Linked DNA regions of Homo sapiens: region 2 is linked to region 1. The links are chromatin contacts, found by Hi-C or POLR2A ChIA-PET in ENCODE. All regions are on one chromosome and are shown on one strand. The core of a region is the stretch at or near the end of the contact, and the rest is flanking DNA. Distances in the headings are between cores, read along the strand shown. Region 1 holds the start of LINC01590 (long intergenic non-protein coding RNA 1590). Region 2 overlaps ORC3 (origin recognition complex subunit 3).

Region 1 (3,073 bases), core at 427-2,926:
AGATTACTTTAATTCAACTGTCTCTCAGTTGACGAGGGCTGAACTGTCAGTTTCCTCTTGGCACAATGCAAGTAGAAAGATAGTAATAAGTGGCTGGGAGCAGTGGCTCATGCCTGTAATCCCAGCACTTTGGGAGGCCTAGGTGGGTGGATCACGTGAGGTCAGGAGTTCGAGACCAACCCGGCCAACGTACAGAAACCCCATCTCTACTAAAAATACAAAAATTAGCCAGGCATGGTGGCACTTGCCTGTAATCCCAGCTATTCAGGAGGCTGAGGCAGGAGAATCACTTGAACCTGGGAAGCGGAGGTTGGGGTGAGCCAAGATCACGCCATTGCACTCCAGCCTGGGAGACAGAGTGCAAGACTCCATCTCAAAAAAAGAAAAGAAAAGAAAAAGAAAGAAAGATAGTAATAACTCACCTGAATTTCTCGTCAGCACTTCAGGATCATGATCTCTAACACTCATCTTCTCTCTGTCACACTCAGGGTTGGGGTGCAGCCCCAGCTGAGGTCTGAGGACAGTGGGTGGATGTGGGGCAGGGAGCTGGAAGAACACTGGAGAGACAGCAGGTAAATGAGACATGGCTTTATTCAGCAGCCCCTTCACAGGGTCAGTGTTACATTTATACACTACACAAACACTAGTGGCTGAGAGCCAGGTGGGGAGCTGCTCTATGTTATGCCTACATGGCTGTGACTATATAAGACACAGGACTGTGCACTTGCACCCCAATCCCGCTGAGATGTCTAGGCTGTTTACCTCGGCCTATTCCTGCTACCCTATGCCTGCTTGGCTACAGCACAGCCATGTTCCTTACACTCTCCAAACCTGTCCCACTCTCTGCATTCTTTATGGGATGAATTGGCATTGATTTAATAGCTGGCTCAAACCTGATCCCACTTCCCCCACTCCCTCTCCCCTCACACTCAGACCTGTCACTAAGCCTGTCCAGCCCTTCTCAGCAAGTCTCACATCCATTTCCTTCCCTAATTACTAATGCTCTCACTCAGGCAGGTTATGGGAATCTCCTAACTGTATTATCTGCTTCCAGGCTGGGGCACTCCCACAGGCAAAGCTGATAATATTACTGCCTGTGTACTGCCCTTTCTGCAGACCACAGAAGGCCCTGCAGAAGAAAATTCAGTCCTCCTCAATGGGATGCAAGACCCTCCTGCAACTGGCCTCTGTTTATCTCTAAACCTGCACTGTTCAATATGGTAGCCACTAACTGATGAAACTATTTAAATTTAAATTAGCTAGAATTAAATGAAAGTTAATATTCAATTCTTCAGTTGTACTGGCCAAATGTGGCTAGAGGCTACCGTATTGGACAGTGACAATATAGAACATTTCCATCATTGTAGAAAATTCTGTTGGATACTTACCTTACCCCTACTGCACCTGAACTCAAATTTTCAAATGATCCGCACCTTTGAGCATACTGTGCTTTAGCTGAGGCAACCTCCTTTAATTGGATTACTTACCTTGCCAACGATGCCCTTCAAAACACAGATCAAATGTCATCCTATTCAGAGAAGCCTTTCCAGCCAAGCCTCCCACTCTTGTGCAAGTGATCACTTCCTCATTTGGACGCCCATTGCACTCTCTGCAGACTTCTACCATAGCGCCCCTAACACTCCATGTCACCTAGTGTTCATGTCTGTTTCCCTTTACTACAGTGTGAGCCTGGGCTGGGGTCAGGAACCCAATCTTATTCATTTTTCTAGCCCCAGCTCTAGACTAATGCCTGACATATAGGATATGCTAAGAACTAATTTTGTGAATGAATAAATATTACCAATAAATATTCTAAGGTCAAGATTTTATCAGACTTCAGAAACAAGAGAATGCCCCAATTTAAATGCCTCACTGACAGGTAAAAACTTTGAAGAGGAAATATATTTCCAGAATGATCATCGAAATACTGGATATGCTCTTTTAAGTCGCAATGTCATGCTAGAGTTGTGTTCCATTTACAACTAACCCACGAGAGGCATGACAATTGGAGTGGATAATTGAGATGGTTTGACAGGTATAGCGAGGTGTGGCTGACTGCACACGAAGGAAATTCCAGCTTCAGCAATTATTAGATACACACCTACGACATTAAAAGCATGAAGATTTGGCTAGTCAATTCAAATATTAAGTGTCTAGGCTTAAAAATATTTTATTGGGACATTTTCCATTATAAAAATAAGACATGCTCTTTATGAAAATTTGGGAGTACAAATCTGCCACCCATAGATTCATTAACAAAGGATTAATGTTGTTAACATGTTCATGTAATGACTCACCTTATCTACATTCTTACCATATCTTATGTTACTCCTTTACAGTCAACATTACAACACAGACATTTTTATATCTTATTATGGGCTGTATTTTTAATAGCTGTATAATATGCAATTGAGTGGATGTGTCATAATTTACTGAAGTATTCCCACTATTATGTAGTATATTTTCAAGTTTTCACCATTATAAATAACAGTGGAGTTATTTGAGTATAAGAATTTTTTGTATCGCATGTAATTTATTCAGATTCCCAGATGTGAAATATCTGAGTTTTTAAATATCTGCTTCATTTGCTACTTTATTCCTAGTACCTAGAACAATGCCTATCCCATGGTAGGTATTTTATTAATAATTGTTTAATGAATATGAGATGTTAATTAAGTGGAAAAAAGCTGGCTTGATATGTAGACACCAAAAGCATGTCATAGGCATGTCTTGTGACAGGTTCCAGGGAAGACTTTGTCCCCACTTTTAAAAAAATTAATAAATTTTATTTTTTAGAGCAATTTTAGGTTCACAGCAGTATTGAGTAGAAAGTACAAAGTTCCCGTCTATCCCTATCCCCACACACCTAACCTCCCTGGCTACTGACATCCTGCACCACGGTGGCACATGTTATAATTGATGAACCCATCATTATCACCTGAAGTCCATAGTTTAGGATTCACTCTTGGTGCCGTGGAATCTATGGGTTGGGACAAATGTATAAGGACAGGTATCCACCATTACAGTATCATACAGAATAGTTTTACTGTTATAAAAATGCTCTGTGCTCTAT
Region 2 (3,073 bases), core at 343-2,842, 260 kb before region 1:
TAAAACAATTTTAATAAATTCGGAACTAAAAAATATGGCATTAAAAATTTGCTTTGCATGTATAATGAGCCCATCAGGTGGTCTGTGCCATGACAGTGATACTATACTGGATGCCTGGAGGGTGGCAAATTGGAGGGGAGAAGCTTTGGCACACATAACCCATAGACAGAGTAATGTCACTAACTGGATTAAAGTATATAGTTAACTCACATGACTTCATAAAGAAGATTTCTGGGGCTTAGTCCAGTCCTGAGCCTAAAGTATTTTGGCCACATGACAGCTTGTGTCAGCTCCTTTTCCTACCAGTACAAGCAGAGCAAAGCAGCTACCTCAGCCCAGTCACTGGGGACATTATTCCCCTTCTTCCAAGTATCCTTTCTCTTCTTCTGGAGAGGATACCACTCCCTAGAAATCCCCTACACTTGCTTTGTCCCGATGTGGCCAGGAGCTCTGAAGAAGAGAGGAAGTGGAAAGGGTATTCAACATGGACATCACTCTTCACCATCCTCCTTTTCTCCCCCATCTCAAGAGCTAATGACCCCTTGCTCATTCTAATTCTAGGTGCTGCTCCTTCTCCAGAGTCAACTGGAACAAAACTTACTTGCAAAGAGTGTATGATTTTGACTTGATCCTCACTAAGAAACAATATTCTATACCTCAGATACTGTTAACATCTTAATTACTCAAGGTTAAGTTAACTTAGCTGTAGCTTCAGGAAATAGTTTCTGTGATGGCTGGCTACCAATTTGTAATTTCTGACCATAAACTCTTCCTACACTAACCTCAGGCAGTTATTTCCCAATCATTATACATGGCTGTCATTAAAAGATCTTGTTGCAGTCCCTGCTATGTAATAAGGATTGGATATCTAACAAGGCAATCAGATAGAGTCAACTTCAGAAACTCAAACTATCGCCTCACATTTTAACATTTTTACATGTGATATATAGAAATTCAGGCATTTCCCAAGGCAAAAGACCTCTCTAGATATCCTCAAAGAACCATCAGAGCAAAAATAAAATATCTGCCTTAATTTTGTTTCCACTGGCTACATTAGTTGAACAACAACAGTAACAAAATACATTATACATTAGAATTTTTATCTGACTGCAGACTTGGAGATTGACATAGAAATATACTTCTGTGACTTATTTATGTGAGAAGAAGTAAGCAATGAGTCTGGCACTAAAGCACTGCATTATGCTCATTTTGGATTCAGACCAGACAAATGATAGGCCTTCCCTGAAAGAGGTGGTTCTGAAGGAACTGGAGGAATTAGTATCAACAAGGGCTACAAAGTTGAAGCTTGCTATTGGCAAAAACAGTAACTTAGAAAGTGGCAATTTATTCTCATCTCTCAAGATCTGGCAACTTATTCTTGCCTGCCAGTATTTTTGCCAAGAGCTGCTCATGGTATACTGTGAACTCTGCCTCCTGAAGTCTCCTGCTTATATTTGTCTTTAAAGGACATCCTTTCTCCATAACTCCAAGCTCTGCCCAGACATCTGTGGTGTGGCTGTTGAGGGCAGTGTAGAGAAATGGAGAGGGCCTTTTGGCAGATGTCAGGAGAATGAGACTGTGTGACCTTGCATGAGTCACAGCCCCTCTCTGGCCTTTAGCTGCCACAGGGCTGACTCTTCAGGTCTCTTTTAGCTTTAACATGCTACAATTCTAATCTCTTCCCTCCTGGGACAATCTTGGTAAAGACACTAAATCCTAGTATGGAAGATTTTGTGATTTTACAACAAAACACATTTAATTATACTGAGCATTATTTCAACAACTGCTCAGAAAGGTAAAAAGTCAGACATATTAGGTGAAGGATCATGACAGGGAAACGGCTGATGTGATTTCAGAGCCTACAATTTGGAATTTGTAAGAACTCTGGAACCTGACATTTGGCCTAAAATTGGCAAATCACATTGCAAAATTATTTTTAGTGACTACCATGTTCACTGCCTGGTAAAAGGGAAGAGTCAAGAGTTTGGGGCTAGACTCTACAAGAACAGGAAAGCCCAGTAGGGCAAGGTTAACTCTGTGGGTTCTATGTAATTTTTGACCAGTATTTGGCCAATATTGCAGTTCATCACTTTTTTTTTTTTTCTCGAGATGGAGTCTTGCTCTGTTGCCTAGGCTGGAGTGCAGTGGTGCGATCTCAGCTCACTGCAACCTCTGCCTCCCGGGTTCAAGCCATTCTCCTCCCTCAGCCTCCCAAGTAGCTAGGATTACAGGTGTGCGCCACCATGCCCAGCTATTTTTCGTATTTTTAGTAGAGTCGGGGTTTCACCATGATGGTCAGGTTGGTCTCAAACTCCTGTCCTCAAGTGATCTGCCCACCTTGGCCTCCCAAGATGCTGGGATTACAGGCGTGAGCCAATGCGCCCGGCCTTGGTTGATCGTTTTGGACCTTTTCATGGCATTAGCAATTTCTCCCCAATGACTAGGAACAATGACTCTGTCCCCACATTATTCTGGAAAACTAAGCTTTTCACTTTCAGAAAAGACATGTAATTTGTCAGAAAAGCACTCTTTCTCTTTAATAATTGTGCTGCTATTTTCTCAGTACTTTATTCAGTGCCTAGCCTGCTGTTGGGTTTAAACTGCCATTAAAAATTACAATAAACAGGGCCGGGCGCGGTGGCTCACGCCTGTAATCCCAGCACTTTGGGAAGCCGAGGTGGGTGGATCATGAGGTCAGGAGTTCAGGACCAGCCTGACCAACATGGTGAAACCCCGTCTCTACTAAAAATACAAAAATTAGCCAGGCCTGTTGGCACATGCCTGTAATCCCAGCTACTCGGGAGGCTGAGGCAGGAAAATCCCTTGAACCCGGGAGGCGGAGGTTGCAGTCAGCCAAGATCACACCACTGCACTCCAGCCTGGGCGACAGAGTGAGACTCCGTCTCAAAAAAAAAAAAAAAAAAAAAAATTACAATAAACAATGATAACAGGTTCTCCCCCCCCCGCCCCACTTTTTAGGTATTAAATCGTTTTCTTTTGCACACTTCTCATTTTTTTCTGTAGCATGCCCAACTTCCACCAAACTTAGGTGGGTGATTTTACACGGCTACAT

Evidence for each region. Hi-C counts contacts between places; a loop is a spot of excess contacts on that map. ChIA-PET counts read pairs that join two places held with the same protein, here RNA polymerase II (POLR2A). Pooled maps may share reads with other maps.
Region 2: a pooled map shows a loop between it and region 1 (2.3-fold over the local background). The contact joins the enhancer-like site here to the promoter of LINC01590 in region 1. A Hi-C loop is called at or near these places in 5 of 50 pooled maps. POLR2A ChIA-PET finds 5 or more read pairs at or near these places in 3 of 52 experiments (B cell, WTC11 and activated CD4-positive, alpha-beta T cell).

What each region holds. Positions count from the first base shown.
Region 1 is chr6:87,395,727-87,398,799 of GRCh38, reverse strand. It overlaps LINC01590 (long intergenic non-protein coding RNA 1590), which reads right to left and starts at 1,676. Exons shown (of 2, transcript NR_026784.1): 1 at 423-1,676.
Region 2 is chr6:87,658,915-87,661,987 of GRCh38, reverse strand. The region is part of intron 16 of ORC3 (origin recognition complex subunit 3); the gene reads right to left. Among named protein-coding and RNA genes, the nearest start is that of AKIRIN2, 42 kb to the left of the region's middle. Within about 2 kb of position 1,592, at least 4 of the 41 ENCODE cell types and tissues checked have a DNase peak (open chromatin) inside an H3K27ac peak, as active enhancers do.